Regions from separate parts of the Homo sapiens genome. Here region 2 is linked to region 1. Evidence: chromatin contacts called from ENCODE POLR2A ChIA-PET data. All regions are on one chromosome and are shown on one strand. Each heading gives the region's core, a stretch centred on a gene start or an enhancer-like site at or near the end of the contact. The rest is flanking DNA. Distances are from core to core; before and after follow the strand shown. Region 1 overlaps LRRC49 (leucine rich repeat containing 49). Region 2 overlaps THSD4 (thrombospondin type 1 domain containing 4).

Region 1 (6,999 bases), core at 3,338-5,837:
TTTAAAACATATTTTATTTTAAACATCATAAGCATTTGGGCCAGGTGTGGTGGCTCATGCCTGTAATCCCAGCTCTTTGGGAGGCTGAGGTGGGTGGATTGCTTGAGTTCAAGAGTTTGAGACCAGCCTAGGCAACATGGCAAAGCCACATCTTTACAAAAAATAAAATTAGCTGGGTGTGGTGGTGCACGCCTGTGGTCACAACTGCTGGAGAAGGTAAGGTGGGAGGGTCGTTTGAGCCTGGGAGGCAGAGGTTGCAGTGAGCGGAGATCATGCCACTGCACTCTAGCCTGGGCAGCAGAGTGAGACCCTGTCTCCAAAAAATAAATTAATTTAAAAAATCATAAGCATTGGGAAACAGAAGAAAATATTAAAAAGGAGGAAAACATACTAATGTTCTCAGAACTCAGAAACAATCTTTTTTTTTTTTTTTTTTTTTTTGAGACGGAGTCTCCCTCTGTCACCCAGGCTGGAGTGCAGTGGTGTGATCTTGGCTCACTGCAAGCTCCGCCTCCCAGGTTCATGCCATTTCCTGCCTCAGCCTCTCGAGTAGCTGGGACTACAGGCGCCCACCACCACACCTGGCTAATTTTTTTTGTGTTTTTTTAGTAGAGACGGGGCTTCACCATGTTAACCAGGATGGTCTCGATCTCCAGACCTCATGATCTGCCCACCTCAGCCTCCCAGAGTGCTGGGATTGTAGGCGTGAGCCAAGAATTCAGAAACAATCTTAATGAGACTTCAATATATTTTCTTCAATAGTTTTTATGCATTCTTTTCTAACTTTTTAATAAAAATTTCAAACATACAGCAAAGTTGAAAGAATTTTACAATAAACATCCATACGTCCAAAACCTACACTCAACTATTAGCATCGTACCATACAGTGTACTTACTTTATCACATATCTATGTGTCTATCCATCCATCAGTCTACCTTCGTATTTTTTAAATTCATCTCACAGTCATTGCAGACATTAGTATGCTTCTGCCTAAATAATTCAGCGTGCATTTCATTAATTGAGATTCAGTATTCTACAGAGTATTTTTCTTTGTAAATTTTTCCATTTAGAGGTAAAACTTATATACTGAAATGTAAATCTTAGGTGTACAATTGCTGAGTTTTGACAATTCATACATTCATATAACCCAAACCCTATCAAAAAAAATTTTATTTTTTTCACATAACATTATGATTTAAGCATTTTTTCTTATTATGAATCTTTATTTTATTTTATTTTTAAATATTTCACCTTTTAGATATGGGGTACAGTGCAGATTTGTTACATGAGAGTATTATGTGATGCTGGGGTTTGGAGTATGGATCCTGTCACTCTAGTAATGAGCACAGTACCAGACAGGTAGTTGTTTAGCCCACACCCCTACCACCCTCTATGTTGTTCCCATATTTATGTTGTTCCCATCTTCCATGTGTGCACAGTGCTTAGCTCCCACTTATAAGTGAGAATATGCAGCATTTGGTTTTCTGTTTCTGCATTAATTTGCTTAAGATTATGGCCTCCAGTTCCATCTATGTTGCTGCAAAGGACAGGATTTCACTCTTTGTTATGGCTATGTAGTTACTATTCCATGGTGTATATATACTATATTTTCTTTATCCAATCTACCATTGATGGGCACCTGGGTTGGTTCTATGTCTTTGCTACTGTGAATAGTGTAGCAATGAACATATGAGCGCATGTGTCTTTTTGGTAGAATGATTTATTTTCTTTGGAGTATATACCCAGGAATGGGATTGTTGGGCCAAATGGTAGCTCTGTTTTAAGTTATTTAAGAAATTGCCAGACTGCTTTCCACAGTGGCTGGACTAATTTAATTATATTCCCACCAGCAGTGTATGAGAGTTCCTTTTTCTCCACAGCCTCGCCAGCATCTGTTGTTTTTTCACTTTTTAGTAATAGCCATTCTAACTGGTGTGAGATGGTATCTCACTGTGGTTTTGATTTGCATTTCTCTGATGATTAGTGATGCTGAGCACTATTTCATATCCTTGTTGGCCACTTGTATGTCTTCCTTTGAGAAGTATCTGTTCATGTCCTTTGCCCATTTTTTACTGGGGTTATTTGGTTTTTGCTTGGTGATTTAAGTTCCCTATAAATTCTGGATATTAAGCCTTTGTCAGATACATAGTTTGCAAATATCTTCTCCAATTCTGTAGGTTGTCTGTTTGCTCTGTTGATAGTTTCTTTTGCTGTGCAAAAGCTCTTTAGTTTAATTAAGTCCCATTTGTCTATTTTTGTTTTTGTTGCAATTGCTTTTGGGGACTTAGCCAAAAATTCTTTGCCAAGGCCAATATCAAGAAGAGTCTTCCAGAATTTTTATAGTTTGAGGTCTTACCTTTAAATTATTAATCCCTTTTGAGTTAATGTTTGTATATGGTGAAAGATAAGAAAGGTCCAGCTTCAATCTTCTGCATATGGCTAGCCAGTTATCTCAGCACCGTTTATAGAATAGGGAGTCCTTTCCCCATTGCTTGTTTTTGTCAGCCCTGTTGAAGATCAGATGGTTTTCGGTGTGCAGCTTTATTTCTGAGTTTTCTATTCTGTTCCATTGGTCGATGTATCTGTTTTTTACCAGTACCAAACTGTTTTGGTTACTGTGGCTTTATAGTATAGTTTGAAGTCAGATAGCATAATGCCTCTGGCTTTGTTCTTTTTGCTTAGGATTGCTTTGGCTATTCGGGCTCTTTTTTGGTTCCATATGAATTTTAGAATTTTTTTTCTAATTCTGTGAAGAGTGACATTGGGAATTTGATATGAATAGCATTGAACTGTAAATTACTTTGGGCAATATGGCCATTTTTATGATATTGATTCTTCCAATCCATCAGCAGGGAATGTTTTTCCATTTATTTGTGTCATCTCTGATTTCTTTCAGCAGTATTTTGTAGTTCTCCTTGTAGAGGTCTTTCACCTTCTTAGCTGTATTCCTACGTATTTCATTTTCTTTGTGGCTATTGTAAGTGGGATTGTGTTCTTGATTTCACTGTCAGCCTGGATGTTGTTGGTGTATAGAAACGCTACTGAATTGTGTACATTGATTTTATATCCTGAAGTTTTACTAAAATTGTTTCAATTTGAGAGCCTTTTGGCAGAGTCTTTAGGATTTTCTAGGTATAGAAATCATATTGTCAGCAAAGAGAGATAGTTTGACTTCTTTTCCTATTTAGATGCTTTTTAATTTCTTTCTCTTGCCTGACCGTTCTGGCTAGGACTTCCTAGAAATCTTCGTAGGTATAATTTTAATGACACTATCTGTGATTTTTAGGATTTCATTTGTTTGTTTGTTTGTTTTGTTTTGTTTTTTGAGACAGAGTCTTGCTCTGTCGCCCAGGCTGGAGTGCAGTGGCACGACCTCAGCTCACTGCAACCTCCACCTCCTGGGTTCAAGCAATTCTCCTGCCTCAGCCTCCCGTGTAGCTGGGACTACAGGCATGTGCCACAACCCTGGCTAATTTTTATATTTTTAGTAGAGATGGGGTTTCACCATGCTGGCCAGGCTAGTCTCGAACTCCTGACCGCAAGTGATCCACCCACCTTGGCCTCCCAAAGTGCTGGGATTACAGGTGTGAGCCACTGCACCGGGCCAAATTTTTTTTTTTTTTTTTTTTTTTTAGAAACAAGGTCTCACTCTGTTACTCAGGCTGGAGTGCAATGGCATGATCATAGCTTAAACTGTAGCCTTGAACTCCTGGGCTCAAACGATTCTCCCACCTCAGCCTCCCAAGTACCTGGAACTACAGGCATGTGCTATTACACCTGGCTAAATTTTTTATTCTTGTTTTTCTGTAGAGATGGGGTCTCGCTATGTTGCCCAGGCTGGTCTTGAGTTCTTGGCCTTAAGCGATCCTCCTGCCTTGGCCTCCCAAAGTGCTGGGATTACAGATGTGAGCTACCATGCCTGGCTTATGATATTTTAAATTTAGCTCATTTAATTTATCTTGAAATTATTTTGGTGTTTTGACTTGAGTTGGAGATTTAAATGGATCCTTTTTCTAGTAGTTAAATGTATTGTCTCATTGACATTTATTACTTTCCTTCTTCATTGATGTGCATTACTTCCCTTGTAATTCTGATTATCTGATGTGTTACATTGATTCTTCCATGTATATTATACATTCCATGATTATGCCTTGATACTATTCAGAAGTATCAATAGCCAAAATAAATGTTAAATTCTTGATTAAACAAAATCACTTTGTTTTAGTCTCTGTGATGAAATTGGGGCACAATATTCAAATATCCTCAGCTCCAAAATTCCTCTGTTGTGTTTAGGACCAGGTTTTTCATTTTCACACTGCCAGACCCAGAAGTTGAGTGGGAGACCTGTTTCTTTAGAAGGCAACGTCCTGGGTCCCAGGTTTCTATATGTTTACTCTTCCTAATTGTACACTTCCCCCCAACTTTCTCCAAATGGTCAAGGCTGCGTAAGTCAGTGTAGTGTACCATTTTATGCTTTCCCATAATAGAGGGTAAATTCAGAGTATACATACTTAAAGTATTACATAGATATTAACTAATATCATACCAATTGAAATTGTCACTATCTGTATCCTGATACATTTACCACAGGAATCTGTGAGTCTGCATTCAGCTGACTTGTGTGAGCTAAATGACCTGAACTGAGATAGGAGAAATAGTAGTTATGATTCAACAATTCCAGTAAAGAAACACATTTTCTAGCAGAGCTGTCCAACAGAGGTAGGAGTAGACTGAGAAGTACTGAGACCCTTGTTGTTATCTTTACTCAAGCAGAACTCTGTCAGCAGTGACTAGGAAAGAATTCCTGCTCTGAGGAGTAGATGGGGGAGGAATAGGGGGTCAGAATAAATTATTTCAATTTTCTGTGGTTCAGCTAATTGTTGCTTTGACTTTTGGATTAGTTATGATTTAATACAAAACTTTCTCTTTTTTTTAACAGGAAATAAAGGAAAAGAAGAAATTCTGTAAAACATATATAGAAGACCTTGTGAAGGAAGCCACAGAAATCAACATGAAAAATGAGGCTTTGCAGAAGCTTTGGCCACAGATGTTCATTGAGCTTGTTAGGGATGCAGTCATAGAAATTCGCAATAAAAATTCCTATATGAAGCTCTGCCTACAGCAGATAACAGACCAAAAATAAAAATGGCCTTTAGTTACAGTTGATTTTGGCAGTTTTATTTTTTGAAGGTTGAAAATATGCAGGTTATACATGTTAAAACAACAACAACACTATCCTATAAACTAGAAAGACTAGTATAAAAGCATTATTGCCCACTGTTCTCATAGCTAAAAGTTAAGAAGGAAGGAAGGAAAGCAGGAGAAAGGAAGGATTAATTGCCTGTATGTGAGGACCAAACAACCTTTGGGAACTAAACAGTTTTCAGAGATGGCGTGGCACTGCATCCTTGGTTCTTGCTTTGATTGGTGCCCTGCTATAGCCCAAAGCACGTAGTATTTGCTGATGATTCAGCATGAGCTGCATCTACCTACTTTTAGCTGATAATTTTCAGTTATTTCCCTTTTTATTTTATGTCATGATTTCAAAGCCAAAAATATGTTCTTTTTATGAGTGAAGAATAAACTTACTAACAAATTAGTCAAAATAAAGTATGTTTGCCTCCTTAATTCAGTCAGAATTGTCATATTTATTGTATGTTCCTCTTTAGTTAGGTACGGTTCCTGCTATTCACCTATATGGAGGATGCCCCATTCTTCTAGGAATGCATTCTCAGGGAACCACAGGAGGTCCTGGGAATCACTATGGGCAGAGAATATGCAAATGAGTCAAAACTGGGATAGGAAGAAAATGTTTTGTCTTAGGAGATCCTGAATGACTATAAAATGCTGTTACAAAGCAGTAAATCTGCTTCTCTGAAAGATGTTTCCTTCCATTGTTAGCTCTCAAATGCTCTTTTAATAGACATGCATGTGTACCTGTGTCTCAGAAGTATTAGGGATGCATGAGTGAAGGGTTCTAATTTTTAAAATTTCATTTGAAGATCAAATTCATGCTGGTGAGAAGGGTAGTAGGAGCCTATTACCATAGCTAGAGATGATGCCACTTCAGAAAAACAATCTTAGTCAATAAATAGGAATTTTTCGGTTTGCTTAGATTTTACCTAGCAGCTATTATGTCAGCAGGACCACCAGGATATGGGAAAACAGGACTAGAAGATGTACGACAGCAAAGACATGCAGAGACATGCAGAGACACCTGGAAGGAAGCTAGGTAAGCTGCTATTGCGGTTCTGAGAAAGACCCACATCCTTAAGATCTCTTGATTACTCTTCTCCCAAAAGGCGTGCTTAACTTTAACAGGTTACCATTTTTCTGATCATAGCCTTAAAAGGCTGTCCTGGTTTTTTCTTTTTCTTTTTTTTTTTTTGAGACAGAGTCTTGCTCTGTCACCCAGGCTGGAGTGCAGTGGCGCGATCTCGGCTCACTGCAAGCTCCGCTTCCCAGGTTCACGCCATTCTCCTGCCTCAGCCTCCCAAGTAGCTGGGTCTACAGGTGCCCGCCACCATGCCCAGCTAAGTTTTTGTATTTTTAGTAGAGACGGGGTTTCACCATGTTAGCCAGGATGGTCTCGATCTCCTGACCTCATGATCCGCCTGCCTCGGCCTCCCAAAGTGCTGGGATTACAGGTGTGAGCCACCATGCCTGTCCTGTCCTGGTTTTTTCATCTTGGCACTTAGGCCATCAGCTTACTAGTGTGTAACCTCAGTTTCCTCCTGATAGCACACACTTCGTAAGATAGTCATGAGAATCAAAAGAAACAATGCATGTAAAGCATTTCTCATCATGCCTGGCACACAGCAAACACCCAATACGTTGAGCTTTAATTATTACTCTTTTGGCTGTAGGTTGAACAATAGGGTTGGTGCCCTAGGACAGAGGAGCTATTAGCATTGCTTTCTGATCCTTTAGCCTCTCCAAACTGAAACATATGGACCATTTCTCATCTGGCTAGTAAACACTTATCTCTCCTGGGCTTA
Region 2 (6,769 bases), core at 2,861-5,360, 190 kb after region 1:
TTATTTTCCTGTTTAAGGATACTTAGATTGTCTTTCAGATTTACAATTTACAACCACCACTCAGGTATGCAGAACACAATTTATTTTTCTATAACTAGATGTGGTTCATGAGCCTCTGCTTCTATTGCTGAAGGAAAACTTTGCCAATTCCAGGAGACTCAGATGCTCAGACACTTCGTGTTAAGCATGATCAATTCAGGGTTTATGTTCAGCTCAGTTAGGACTCTCTCCTCTCTCTCCTCCCCTCTTCCCAGGAGGTGTGACCTGGATCCCCTGGTGAGGGGCTCCTGTGCAGGCTTGGCAAAGGAAGCAAGCTGTCGGCTGTGCTTCAAGCTGTTGGCCACCTTCCACCCTTGCTGTGGCTGCTGCTGAAATCTCTGCATGTACCCTCCTGGCCTTCTGTCACCAAGGGCCATATACTCTGTGGAACCACAAAGGGGTGATCCACCCACTCTCAGGTGGGCCCCTCCACCTTGATGCCTCCCTCCCACATCCTAGTCAGGTGCTATGTTGGACACTGGCTTCCCCATAAAGCGTGCAAGTCCCTTCTGTTCTCAGGCCCCTAAACACATCTGGGATTTCTACTGTTCCCCAGCCCAGGCCACTGCATTCTGTCCTAATCTCTGAATACTGCCTTTTGGTTCCTCCCTCATCTGCCTGCTAGTCAAACTCTCCACTCGCCCAGGCTGGAGTGCAATGGCACGATCTTGGCTCACTGCAACCTCCACCTCCCGGTTCAAGCAATTCTTGTGCCTCAGCCTCCCAAGTAGCTGGGACCACAGGCATATACCCACCACGCCCAGCTGATTTTTGTATTTTTAGTAGAGATGGGGTTTCACCATGTTGGCCAGGCTGGTCTTGAACTCCTGACCTCAGGTGATCCACTTGCTTTGGCCTCCCAAAGTCCTGGCGAGCCACCACATCCAGCCTGCTAGTCAAACTCTTAATTTCCTTGGGTTCAGAAAGGTCATTCCAAGGTCATAACACTTCTTCATAGTCTGTAGTGTAAGCTCTACCTCTGCCTACTGTTTTCCAGACTTTGGCTCTTGACGGATAAAGCTCAGTTTTTCCAATTTAAAGAAACCTTTTCCCTCCTCATACTGATCTTTGAGTCTTCCCTTCTCTGGCGCTATCATCCTCAGTCTCACTCTAGAAGAACTGTGTGGAAAGAAGGAATGACTGAAGTGCACTGGCCAGTTCCTCAGTTCGCCGTCCTGCTGTGGTTTCAGGTGTCCTGCCAGCTCCCCAGGGCTGCACTGAGGATCCCCACACTCACATCTCTGTGTGCTCTTACAGGCACTTGAGAAGGACTATTCCTCGGTATAATTTCTACCACCTAGTGTTGTTTTAATGTCTATAAAAACCTTTTTAAAAGATACGTGTGGTCATACGAAAGTATTTTGGCAAAAAGCATTTCCCTTGATAGTCATTGTGAATTACATCTCCCTCCTCCCTCTCCTAGCTTAAAGTGCCAATGCTTTGTATCAATGCCAGGAGAAATAGAGGAGTATCTGTCCACATTTCGGAGGCTGGCATTGAGGCAGCCCTCAGATGCAGCATCCTCACATTTGTAACCAGGACCCTGTGATACTTAGTCTCCGGGAAATTTGCCCCAAAACATTGGCTTGGGAGTTTAGCCTTGATATATAGTAACAGTTCAAAGTGCAAATGTGGCATAAAGGCTCTCTTTAAGCCACATGGACATTATTCATTAGACATAGTAAAATCCAGTAGTATCTTAGATTTTCTCCACAGAATCTAGTACGGGGACTTAGATTCCCCACTATTCAGCTTTCTCCAACAATAAATAGGCTTTCATCTCATGAGCTTCCTTCTCATCTTCCCTATGGAAGAATTTATTTCTGTTTCTGTAGCAACTCAACTTAGGTAGCAAGATGCAAGGAATGCCACCTCTCTCTTTTTTTTTTTTTTTTTTTTTTGAGACTGGGTCTTGCTCTGTTGCCCAGGCTGGCGTGCAGTGGCACGATCTCAGCTCACTGCCACCTCCGCCTCCCAGTTCAAGCAATTCTTGTGCCTCAGCCTCTCCCGAGTAGCTGGGACCACAGGTGTGCACCCATCACGCCTGGCCAATTTTTTGTGTTTTTAGTAGAGATGGGGTTTTGCCATGTTGGCCAGGCTGGTCTGGAACTCCTGGCCTTAAGTGATTCTCCCACCTCAGCCTCCGAAAGTGCTGGGATTACGGGTGTGAGCCACCATGCTGGCTGGAATGCCACCGCTCTTAATGCTATAAAACTCAGGACCTTCAAGGTTAAGCAGTGCAAGGAGACTTTCCACGCGGGCAGGGGTGGTCAGCCTCATTGCCTATCTGCCTTCGTGGAGTTCCACTTTACTGTGGGGTTCTCGGGCTCCACTCCTCTGGTTCCTCGAGGGCAGTCCCCGGGGCTGCTGCTCTGTGGGATGCTGTGGCCCGTGTGGGGTTCATGTTAGCACAGCTGAGAGAGGCAGGGCCCCTCAAAGGAACTTGCCTGAGCTCTAAGGGAAAACAAGATGGAAATAAACACGGAGAGCCTAAGAAACACAAAACAGCCTGGCTCCGGAGGGCGGGGCTCTCACTCTGCCCACTCCCCTCTGTCCTGGAAACTGAGAGGAGGTAGGAAGCCCCCCTATAGCTGCAGGCTGCTGACAGCTTTGCCTGGGTGGCTTTCCAGCTCTGACAGCTCTTGAGCTCTTAATTCTTCACTCCTTTTGAAAATAAAGGCTGAGTCTTAGCCCCTGCTGGGTCCCTCTCCATTCTGAGGACCTGTCTCTTCTCTAGGTGTTTGATACCAGAAATGCTCTCACACAATAGATGAGACTTCTGTTCCTACATAGAAGGAGGTGGCTTTGTCCTCAGGGCCATAATAGTTTAACAGTCTTTTAATAAGATATAATAATTCATATAACAGAAATTAAACAGGCACAATAATGATGAGGGGAGATTTTTCTCCCTTTGGCAATAGTGGTTTGAGCCATTCGTTTGTTATTTCAGCTTTTCTAGGGTCAATTAACTGAGCACCTATTATGTGCTAGTCATTGTAGTAGGCTATAGGGATATAAGAAATAAGGCATAGTCCCTGCCCTGAAGGAGCCTGCAGCCTGGTCAACTAAGGCAGGTGTGCAAACAATAAGCATAATAGAAGATTGTGCTGTGACAGCTACATGAGGCCCAGTGGAAGGACAAAAGAGAAGGGCATCAGTTCTTTGAAGGAGAGGGTTGGAGGGCGGTTTGGACCAGGAAAAACTTCATTGACACCAAAATGCTTCCGTTGAATCCTGAAGGGTGACTAGGTCATTATTTTGGGAAACGATGCTGGAGAAAGCAGCTGAGGAGGAGGAAACAGCATAGGTCAAAACATGGAGAATAAAGTCCCTTGGCCTACTGAGGAGGTACAAGTGGTGTGGGTGGTCCATGCAGGGCCAGGGCTGACAAGAGATGCAGCAGGAGCCAGGCTGTGTAGGTTGAGTGGGTAAGCCAAGGAGTTTGGGTGGAATGCAGAGAGAAGGGGTGGGTGGAAGAGCCAGCCGTCTTCAGGGGATGGTGGTACTTGGGAGTAAGACAGAACAGTGGTTCTCACTGTGGCCCACAGACCAAGAGCATCATCATCATCTGAGAACTTGTTAAAAATGCAGATTCTCAGGCCGTGCCCTAGACCAATGGAATCGGAGTTTTTGCAGGTGGGGCTTCACAGTCTTTTGTAACAAGTCTTCTAGGTGAGTCTGATGCTTGTTCAAGTTTAAGGACTACTGAGATAGAGAATATGGGAAGAGCTAGAGGGGCATCAGTTTTGTGGAGGAAAGATGGTCAATCCGGACTTGAGTGTGTTGACTTCGAAGTGACACGTGGAGCTATCAAAGTGCAGTCCCAGGACCCACCACATCAGCTTCATCTGGGAGCTTGTTACAAATGAAGCAGAGGCCTGTGCTAGACCCGCTGAAGCAGAAGCTGGATTTTAGTGAGACCCCCGGGTGACTTATGTGCACTTTTCAGGCTCTAGTCTGGAGGTTAGCTAGGCACATGGGGTTGATGCTCGGGAGAGGGATCTTGGCAGGAAACAGAAAGGCGGGAGTTGTCAGTTCCAGGTGATGATTGCAGATGACACATTTCCAGGGTGAGTGTGTAGGGAGGGAGACTGGATGGAGTGACTTTGCTTGAGTCATGCTGACTGCTTAGCATTATCTTTGTAGAGCTGTGGAAGATCACACATAACCAGCCCTGGATGGCAGCCAGCCTGTTGTAAGGAAAACATGCTGTTTGCAGCCATTATCTCAACAACTATTATAGCAACAGCAATTTTCCCAGACGCCCGTTGGATGAACTGGGCCTGGAACCTGGACTTAGAACCCTTACTGTGCACTGTCATGTTCTTCTCATAGAGCCCTACTTTATGGTGGTGTGGGGGCGGGGTGGGGGTGTTCCATGTACTTACGTTGTCAGGGCTGGAAATGTGAACAAGTGGAAAAAAAAATCACACATGATGCTCAATAGGCACTCATAGAAGTTGCTCAATAAAGGTTTGTTAAATATTGTTGAAACAAATCATTAAAAATTGCTTTCAGATTTAAAAAATGCATTTCTATCAGTAAGTTCAATTTGACTTTACAACATCCTTGTAAGTAAACATGCTTTCTTAAAAAAAACTTTATTGAGATATAACTTACATACCGTAAAAATCACCATTTAAAAATACTATGTAACTCAATAGTTTTTGGTATATTTACAAGGTTGTGTGACTATCACGACTATCTAATTGCAGAACAGTTCCATCATCCTAAAAAGACACTCCATCCCTTTAGCAGTCACTCTCTTTTCCCCTCTCTCCCCAATCCCTGGAAACCACTCTCTGTCTCTATGGATTTGCCTATTCTAGACATTCTATAGAAATGGAATCATATGTGTCTGGCTTCTTTCACTTCTTTCACTTAGAATATTTTGTAGGTTTATCTATGTTACAGTATATATCAGCACTTATGGCTGAATAATAATCCACTCTGTGGGTATACCAATGTTTTATTTCTCTCTACATCAGTTGATAGGCATTTGGGTTGTTTCTGCATTTTTGGCTATTATGAATAATGTAGCTATGAACATTCATGTATAAGTTTATATACAAATGTATGTTTTCATTTCTCTTGGGCATATACCTAGGACTGCAATTGCTAGGTCTTGTGGTAACACTACATTTAGTCTTTTGAGGAGCTCCGAGATAGTTTTCCAAAGTGACTACACCATTTTACCTACCCACTAGGAATGTATGAGGTTACCAATTTATCTTTCCCAACACACTATTATCTGTCTTTTTTGAGTATAGCCATCCTAGTGAACATGAAATGGTCATGCTCTCATTTTACAGCTAAGAAAACTGAAGGTGCATTATTTGCCAAAGTTGGTAGAGCTATTAAATAGCCAAACTAGAGCTTTTCTTACATAAAGGCAAATACTTGTATGATGCATACTCTGTGTGAAGCATTAGGTCATTTGCTCTTAAGTCATTTAATCTTTGTAACTATCTATAACAAAGGTACTATTATTGTGTTTATTTGTAAATGAATACAAGGCCAGAACTGGGCTTGGAGTGCAGCTAGGGAGGTTCTTAGGGTGCAACATTTAAGAAGACATTACTCTCAGGTTCCTACCAGCACTTCCACGACCCTGACTGTTATCTCCTTAAATATTGCATCCTAGTTGCTTCACTGGCCTCATCTTAATCCTGGTCCTGTTTGAAGAAACTGAGGCATACAAAGATTGGGTAACTTACCCAAAGTTTCCAAACTAGCAAGTAGCAGAGCTGGGATTCAAACCCCAGAAAGCTGGCCTCAGGGTCCATGTCGTGAACCACTAGCCTACACTGACTCCCACATCTCTGATCTGCAAACTGTGCCTTTTCCATTTCTTTCTCAAGACATAACTTTCAGAAATTAGCCAGTGCTTTGACAAGTGGAGCACCTAAAGTAAAATCCCAGAGATGGGTTCTGGGGAGACTAAGCCGAACTACTCAACAGCTCCCCTGGGCGCCTACCACATGATTCTCCTGAAGGAGTTTACTGGCCACACAGATCGCCTCGCCACATCTGTACTTATCATAGCTCTGCATAAATCTCCCCAGTTCCGTGGAGGCCCCCCTGCAAGCGGCCAGATGGACTCTGTCCTGTTGGAGAAGAGGCCATTCAGACCCGTCAGGATTATTAGCTCTGACCAGCTGTAAGGAAAACAAACGTTCTCCTGGCCAAGCCAGAATGAATCTGCCACTTGTCCAAATGTTCTGAGTCAAATACCTAGAAATCAGATCTCTCATAAACACACCCAATTTGGTAGCTCATGCTCTTTGGTCTTTTAGAATTAACTGGTCATTTGCATTCATTTCGTCACCTTTCCAATGCTGTTGCTCTGTCATTGGGTTTTGAATGGTTCTCCAATTTAGGCAGAGCTTCCCACAAGGCAATATGAATACAAAAATATACATTGGTGCTTGTATATTTTACCCCCTCAGGCCTTTGGGAAGATGTTTACACAAGTCATCAGCCAACAGCAGGTTCTTCTTCTGCTCCCCAAGAGGAAGCTCAAGTCAGTTTTGGTTCATCAGTGCTGAGTGAGCTCCAGCAGGGCAGCCTGTCCCGGGCCAGCAGATCTTTTGTATCTGCCTCAAACTCAGAGGTTTTTGGTTTGAATTTCATTGCCATTTTTCCTTCATTAAAAATGGTAATTTGCAGTGTTGAATTTTCACCCTTTTGTTTGGAATTTCTATTTTATTCTATGACTGATTATCAAAGC

Evidence for each region. ChIA-PET counts read pairs that join two places held with the same protein, here RNA polymerase II (POLR2A).
Region 2: POLR2A ChIA-PET joins it to region 1 with 25 read pairs in activated naive CD4-positive, alpha-beta T cell. The contact joins two enhancer-like sites. POLR2A ChIA-PET finds 5 or more read pairs at or near these places in 3 of 52 experiments (A673, AG04450 and activated naive CD4-positive, alpha-beta T cell).

The regions. Positions count from the first base shown.
Region 1 is chr15:71,044,469-71,051,467 of GRCh38, forward strand. It overlaps LRRC49 (leucine rich repeat containing 49), which reads left to right. Exons shown (of 16, transcript NM_017691.5): 16 at 4,941-6,999. The coding sequence ends at 5,144. Among named protein-coding and RNA genes, the nearest start is that of THSD4, 68 kb to the right of the region's middle. Within about 2 kb of position 4,588, at least 3 of the 41 ENCODE cell types and tissues checked have a DNase peak (open chromatin) inside an H3K27ac peak, as active enhancers do.
Region 2 is chr15:71,233,666-71,240,434 of GRCh38, forward strand. The region is part of intron 4 of THSD4 (thrombospondin type 1 domain containing 4); the gene reads left to right. Among named protein-coding and RNA genes, the nearest start is that of THSD4-AS1, 48 kb to the left of the region's middle. Within about 2 kb of position 4,111, at least 8 of the 41 ENCODE cell types and tissues checked have a DNase peak (open chromatin) inside an H3K27ac peak, as active enhancers do.